Linked DNA regions of Homo sapiens: region 1 is linked to region 2. A link is a contact called in ENCODE Hi-C or POLR2A ChIA-PET data. All regions are on one chromosome and are shown on one strand. The core of a region is the stretch at or near the end of the contact, and the rest is flanking DNA. Distances in the headings are between cores, read along the strand shown. Region 1 holds the start of TRIM37 (tripartite motif containing 37). Region 2 overlaps LINC01476 (long intergenic non-protein coding RNA 1476).

Evidence for each region. Hi-C counts contacts between places; a loop is a spot of excess contacts on that map. ChIA-PET counts read pairs that join two places held with the same protein, here RNA polymerase II (POLR2A). Pooled maps may share reads with other maps.
Region 1: a loop to region 2 is called in a pooled map, with 20 times the contacts of the local background. The contact joins the promoter of TRIM37 here to the enhancer-like site in region 2. A Hi-C loop is called at or near these places in 11 of 50 pooled maps. POLR2A ChIA-PET finds 5 or more read pairs at or near these places in 2 of 52 experiments (WTC11 and activated naive CD4-positive, alpha-beta T cell).

Annotation. Positions count from the first base shown.
Region 1 is chr17:59,105,169-59,108,209 of GRCh38, reverse strand. It overlaps TRIM37 (tripartite motif containing 37), which reads left to right and starts at 1,330. Exons shown (of 24, transcript NM_015294.6): 1 at 1,330-1,769. The coding sequence starts at 1,749. It overlaps LOC124904039 (a long non-coding RNA gene), which reads right to left and starts at 1,114. Exons shown (of 2, transcript XR_007065864.1): 1 at 619-1,114. RefSeq lists enhancers at 807-886, 927-976, 1,347-1,446, 923-1,582, 1,537-1,666 and 2 more and a silencer at 1,107-1,216.
Region 2 is chr17:59,433,686-59,436,771 of GRCh38, reverse strand. All of the region lies in intron 2 of LINC01476 (long intergenic non-protein coding RNA 1476), which reads left to right. Among named protein-coding and RNA genes, the nearest start is that of MIR4729, 69 kb to the right of the region's middle. Within about 2 kb of position 1,356, at least 3 of the 41 ENCODE cell types and tissues checked have a DNase peak (open chromatin) inside an H3K27ac peak, as active enhancers do.

The sequences.
Region 1 (3,041 bases), core at 81-2,580, 330 kb after region 2:
GCTCACCGCAACCTCCGCCTCCTGGGTTCGAGCGATTCTTCTGCCTCAGCCTCCCCAGTAGCTGGGATTACAGGCATGCGCCACCACGCCCGGCTAATTTTGTATTTTTAGTAGAGACGGGGTTTCTCCATGTTGGTCAGGCTGGTCTCGAACTCCCGACCTCAGGTGATTCGCCAGCCTCGGCCTCCCAAAGTGCTGGGATTACAGGTGTGAGCCACCACGCCAGGCCTAGCACTGCATTCTATAAATAATTCTTTTAAGTAAAATTCTCATAATATTAACCATCAACCATTTAAAAATGTACAACTGAGGCCATTTTCGTAAAAATAGCTCCATGTAGGTCAAAGACCACAAATAATTCTTACTGAAAGAATTTTTCAGTCTCAGATTAATCTTTCTAAATTATATCTTGTTCATGACCCAAGTAGTTAAAAAAAATTGTTGCTACCCACCACCTATAAGCCTAAATGCCTGATATTCAAGAACTTATTTCTAGATTATTAGTGATTCTCTACATGTGCACTCTAGGTCGGTTAAGTATAATTAGTTGTTTGCAATAAATACAGGAAAAATTAAATTCAAATTACGAATTTGATATGCCCTCTTTGTCTCACAAACCTTCAATTCTTGCAATCTTTACACATCTGGCAGGAAACTGTAGAAAGCAGATCCCATTTATAGGAAAGATGAATATCGCTGATACCCTTTCAATAGTCCCACGGCGACAACTTAGGCGGCAAGAATGAAGTGTGGGATGTGGGAACGAAGACTTCACAGTGTGTGGTCCCGTCCTCTCACCACCGTAATGAGAAATGACACCTCAGTTTGGAGCCTTCTAACTCGATTAGCTTTGGTAGGTGGAACGCAAGTCCTACAAACCTTAGACTGTTCCTTCCAGAGAGAACCACTAACCATGAACCTTCTGCACCAGGGTTTCTCAAAGTGCGGGCCACAGACCACCTGCTGCCGAATCACACGATGCTGGGTGAAAACGCGGATGGCCTGGGCCCCACCCTGGAATCTCAGAGTCCGAATACTTAACTACGGGTGTGGCTCTGAAGTCTGCGCTTTCCACCAGTACGCCAGGTGGCTCCGTCTTTGGCGCGCAAGTTTGAGAGCCGTGGGGCCCCGCCCTCCGCCAAGGTGGGCGTGGGTGGCGTAGCAGAGCCCCAAGCTCAGGCCGCCTGCGCAGGCTAGGGCCGGAGGCACGCAACCCTGAGGCAGCGAGTCGCCAAGTCTCGTATGCGCCCCGCAACGCGGGAACTAGGCGATCGCTCCACGCTCCTCCCCTCCTTTCCCCTCCCACAGCGTCCTGCGCGCATGCGCTTCGCAGCTTCTCTCGCCGCCGCGCCCCCAGCTGCTCTGGTTACGGTTGGTGTTTGCGAATTCTCTGCGGCACCTTCTTCGCTGAACTCCACCGTCAGTTCCATAGGCGCGCGCCCGCGTCACGTGGGCCGAGGTTCCGGCGCGGCTGCTGGCCGGCGGCTGAGCCGGGAGAAAGGAGCTGCGGCCACCGTTCGCCCTACTTCTGCGCCTCGGGGCGGGCGCGCCGGTAAAAATGGCGAAATGGGGGTAGGCGGCGCTGGACCTGAAGAGATGGGGCGCGCAGGTGGGGCGGTTGTCAGAGCCCCCTGACGTGGGCGCCGGGCTTTTATCGGCGATTTGATCTGGCGACCTCGGGCCGGCGCCTAAGAGGTCAGACTGCGGAGCCTGCGGGTCGCCAGCGGCCCCGCCGAGAGCCGGAGGCAATGGATGAACAGAGCGTGGAGGTGAGGGGGTTGTGAGGGTGGTGGTTAGTCCCCGCCCCCACCCGATGAGCGGTTTTTATTCGGGGAGTCGTGCCCATGTCCTCCCTCCAGTAGGGCACCCCTACCCCGCCCCTGCCGCTGTGGAGAGGGCTGGCCCGGTACCAAGGATGCCGTGCCCATTCTGCAGCGCTCCGGGTGTCTTGTGCTCACTGTTCCGCAGTCAGGTGGTGCGTATCCTGGAGTTTTCAAGGATGTCTTGGCACAGGTACTCATCCCCACCGGGTGTTTGCAAACAGCATCCTTTTCCGACCAAAACTGCAGATTCATCAGATGGATGTACCCTGCCACTCGCCACCAGTCCTTGCGAGTTCTTGAGCTGATCTAAATCTCCTTCCAAATGGATAGTCATCTTTCCCTCTCAGTGGCACATTTTGCAGGCTTCTGCCCTTCCTTCCTAGATTGAATCAGCATATATTATCTCATGTGTAGTTTCCAGAACAAACTCTTCTTTTTATAACTGATTCTTGTAAGCTGTGAGTTAAAATAGTTGGGATATGTAGGATATGTAAGTAAAGGCTAGGAATATATTTTAAAAGATTGTTTATTGAACATAATTGTGTAATCATTATCAAATTTTGAACCTTTCAGATACTGAAATAGGAAATCCTTGCTTTTTAGTAAGGGGTAACTATGTTATGGATATTCCACTTGAAACTAGTCATTCAGTAGTCTTATTGTCCACCCCGTTGCAGGTTACAGAATCTGCATCTCCCAGGTTCTTTCTGGCCCTACAGAGTCATGATGAGATTAATGAGTAATTTTCTCCTTAATTCCTCATATAAAGTATTATAAAGGTTTTGTAAACTTATCTTGGTTTTAGGAGGGTTTAATTCTAGAATGGAGTGAAAGTAAATGTCAGTAATATAAAAACAAAGTATACAATACAATAAGTATACGTTTAATTGTATCCTTTTTCTTGTTAAAAACTTTTCAGTTACTTCCTAAATTGATTAAATTGAGGCTTGCAAACATAATACTGTTTCTTGTATTTACATATTTTTGTTGTTGTTGTTCCCAAGATCGCTTTGAACTACCGTCAACATTTTCAATTGGGGCAGAATCTCAGGTTCAAATAAGTAGCTAGTCTGTTGTAACATCAGGGCAGCAATTCAGATTTCTGGATTCTGAATTCATTTTTTTCTGGGTCACAGTACACTGCCTTTAGGATGTGTCTTTTTAAACTTCTTTTTCCTCTAAATTATAAAATCAGTTTATACCTTTTGGGGAAATTGC
Region 2 (3,086 bases), core at 107-2,606:
AAATCCATTGAGGCTCATGCCCATAATCCCAGCACTTTGGGAGGCTGAGGTGGGTGGATCGCTTGAGCTCAGGACTTTGAGACCAGCTTAGGCAACATGGTGAAACCCTGTCTCTGCTTAAAAAAATATATATACATATATATATATAGAGAGAGAGAGAGAGAGACAGATAGACAGACAGACAGACAGAGAAAATCCATTGAGAGCATCCCTTAACTGTGAATTTATGTTTGTTGTGGCATCTCTCTAGAAAATAATGTTGGTAAGCTAGAAGAGGGGACCTGCATGCTGGCATAAATGAAGCTTTCTACACTCATGTTTGTAGCAGCATTATTCACAATAGCCAAAAGTTGGGAGCCAATCAAGTGTCCATTGATGGATGAATGGTAAACAAAATATGGTAGATACATACAGCAAAATATTCAACTTCAAAAGGAAGGAAATGTCAACATATGCTACAACATGGATGAAACTTGACAACCTTATGCTAAGTGAAATAAGACAGTCACAGAAAAGCAAGTACAGTATGATTCCACTTCAATGCGCTACCTAGAGTAGTCAAGTTCATAGAGACAAAAAATAGAATGGTGGGCCAGGCGCGGTGGCTCACACCTGTAACCCCAGCACTTTGGGAGGCTGAGGTGGGCAGATCATGAGGTCAGGAGATGGAGACCATCCTGGCTAACATGGTGAAACCCCATCTCTACTAAAAATACAAAAAAATTAGCTGGGCGTGGTGGCGCACACCTATAGTCCCAGCTACTTGGGAGGCTGAGGCAGGAGAATGGCGTGAACCCGGGAGGAGGAGCTTGCAGCAAGCCAAGATCGCGCCACTGCACTCCAGCTTGGGTGACAGAGTGAGACTCCGTCTCAAAAAAAAAAAAAAAAAAAAAGTCGAATGGTTGTTGCCAGGGTCTGGAGGTAGGGGGTGATGGGGAGTTATTGTTTAACGGGTACAGAGTTTCCGTTTGGGAAGATGAAAACACTAGAGGTGATGTAGTGATGAATGCACAACAGTGTGAATGTCTTTAATGCCACTGAACTGCACGCTTAAAAATGGTTAAAATGGTAAATGTATGTTATGCACATTTTGCCACAATAGGAAAAAAAAAAAAGAACGAATCTTTTACTCATCAGCCAGAGAGCAAGTCCTGTATTTAAATGGATCACAACATCGTGGGCTCTGTGGAGATTTCTTAGAAATGTTCAGTAGAGTAGAAAGGGTTTAGCCCCTGATTGAGTTTGCTTTTGGACATAAATTAGTAATCATAGAGGCTGACAAACTGATTACTCATAAATCAGTCACGCAAAACAAAACACAGATTGCAACACAGTACCCTAAGTTTTACCAACTAGGCAGTTTTCCTATCTTGTAGATCAGGACTTTTCAGACTTGAATGTGCATGGGAATCACCCAGGCATCTTGTTTAAAATGCAGATTTGGATTCAGTATGTTTGGGGTGGAGCTTCAGATTTCTGTCTGTACAACCAGTTCCCAGGGGATGCTGATTCTATTGGTCCAGGGACCCAGTTTCAAGTAGCAAGAGTGTAGACCTCTCTGTAATTAAGATTCCTTTCTTTGCTCATTTGGCAAGAAAAAAAAGGTTCCTGTCCACACCTTGGAGGTAACAGCCTCCTCATGAAAATCGAACACAGGCATCTCCAGATTTAGATGGAAGAAAAGTCTGTGGGAGATAGGAATTATTCCTGGGATCCTCTCATTTTGCTACTTACTGCCATCAAAAGTCAGGTTTCAGGGATCAACTCCATCTTTTTCTCCACCCAACCATGGACATACTGTAAATAAATCCCTTGCACTTATTCTCTTTGGGTATAGACCAGATCAGCTGCAATTTCAGAAAGAAAGAGAGAGAGAGAGAGGGAGAGAGAGAGAGGGAGGGAGGGAGGGGAGGAAGGATCAGCTGCAATTTCAGAAAGAAAGGAAGAAAGAAAAAGAAAGGGGGAGAGAGAGAAAAAAAGAAAAAGAAAGGAAGGAAGGAAAAGAGAGAGAGAGAATGGGAAATAAGAAAAATATGAGAAGCAAACGACTTCCTTTGAAGTGCTCTAACATAATCATTCAGCATCTCCTCATTGCTTTTAGGCTCAAGCTCCGAATCCTTAGAAGGGCTTCTGGGGTCTGATGAGGTCCCTGCCCACCCAGCTCATCTCTCACTCTTCCCCTGCTTGTACTCTGTGTTCAGCCATATTGAATTCTTTTCTTTTCTTTTTTTTTTTTTTTTTTTTTTACAGTTGCTGTCTCCTTGATCTGGAAGCTTGTCCCTCCTTGTAACACCTGGCAGGCATTGTCTCTTCTGGAAAGACTTTACGCCACTGCCCTCTTTTGCTGCCCTTTGAGTTGGGTTGTCTTTCTCTGTCTTCATTTGCACACTGTGCTTACCTCTGGCACAGCACTTCTCAGTATATTTCCATTGTATTCCCCTGTCTATGTCCCCCCTGAACTGTGAGCTCCTTGAGGGATGGAAAGATGTCAAAAGGCTGACAAACTCAGTGTCTCGAACATATGAGGTGCTCAACGTTGAAAGAATGGGCAAATGAAAAAGAACTGTAACATTGTGTGACATTTGAAGAAGACATTGCTGGCCCGGCGCAGTGGCTCACGCCTGTAATCCCAGCACTTTGGGAGGCTGAGGCAGGTGGATCACTTGAGGTCAGGAGTTTGAGACTAGCCTGGCCAACATAGCAAAAACCCGTGTCTACTAAAAATACAGAAAATTATTGCTTGAACCTGGGAGGCAGAGGTTGCAGTGAGCCAAGGTCACTGCACTCCAGTCTGGGCAACAGAATGGAAGGAGTAAGAAAGAGGAGGAGGAGGAGGAGGAGGAAGGAGAAGAAGAAGAAGGAGGAGAGGGGAAAGGAGGAGGGAGGGGGGAGGCGGAGGGGAGAAAGGGGAGGAAGAAATTGCTTAGTTCCTAAAACACCATGATGTTGCCCTCAGAATGACTTTTGTAAAGGCCAAACACATTGACACCAATTTCTGTGTTCCAGCAACTGCAACTGAACTCCTCTGTTCTGATAAATTATATTGCCCCAGCTTCCTCATTTTATATTGCTGACCATGTATCTTC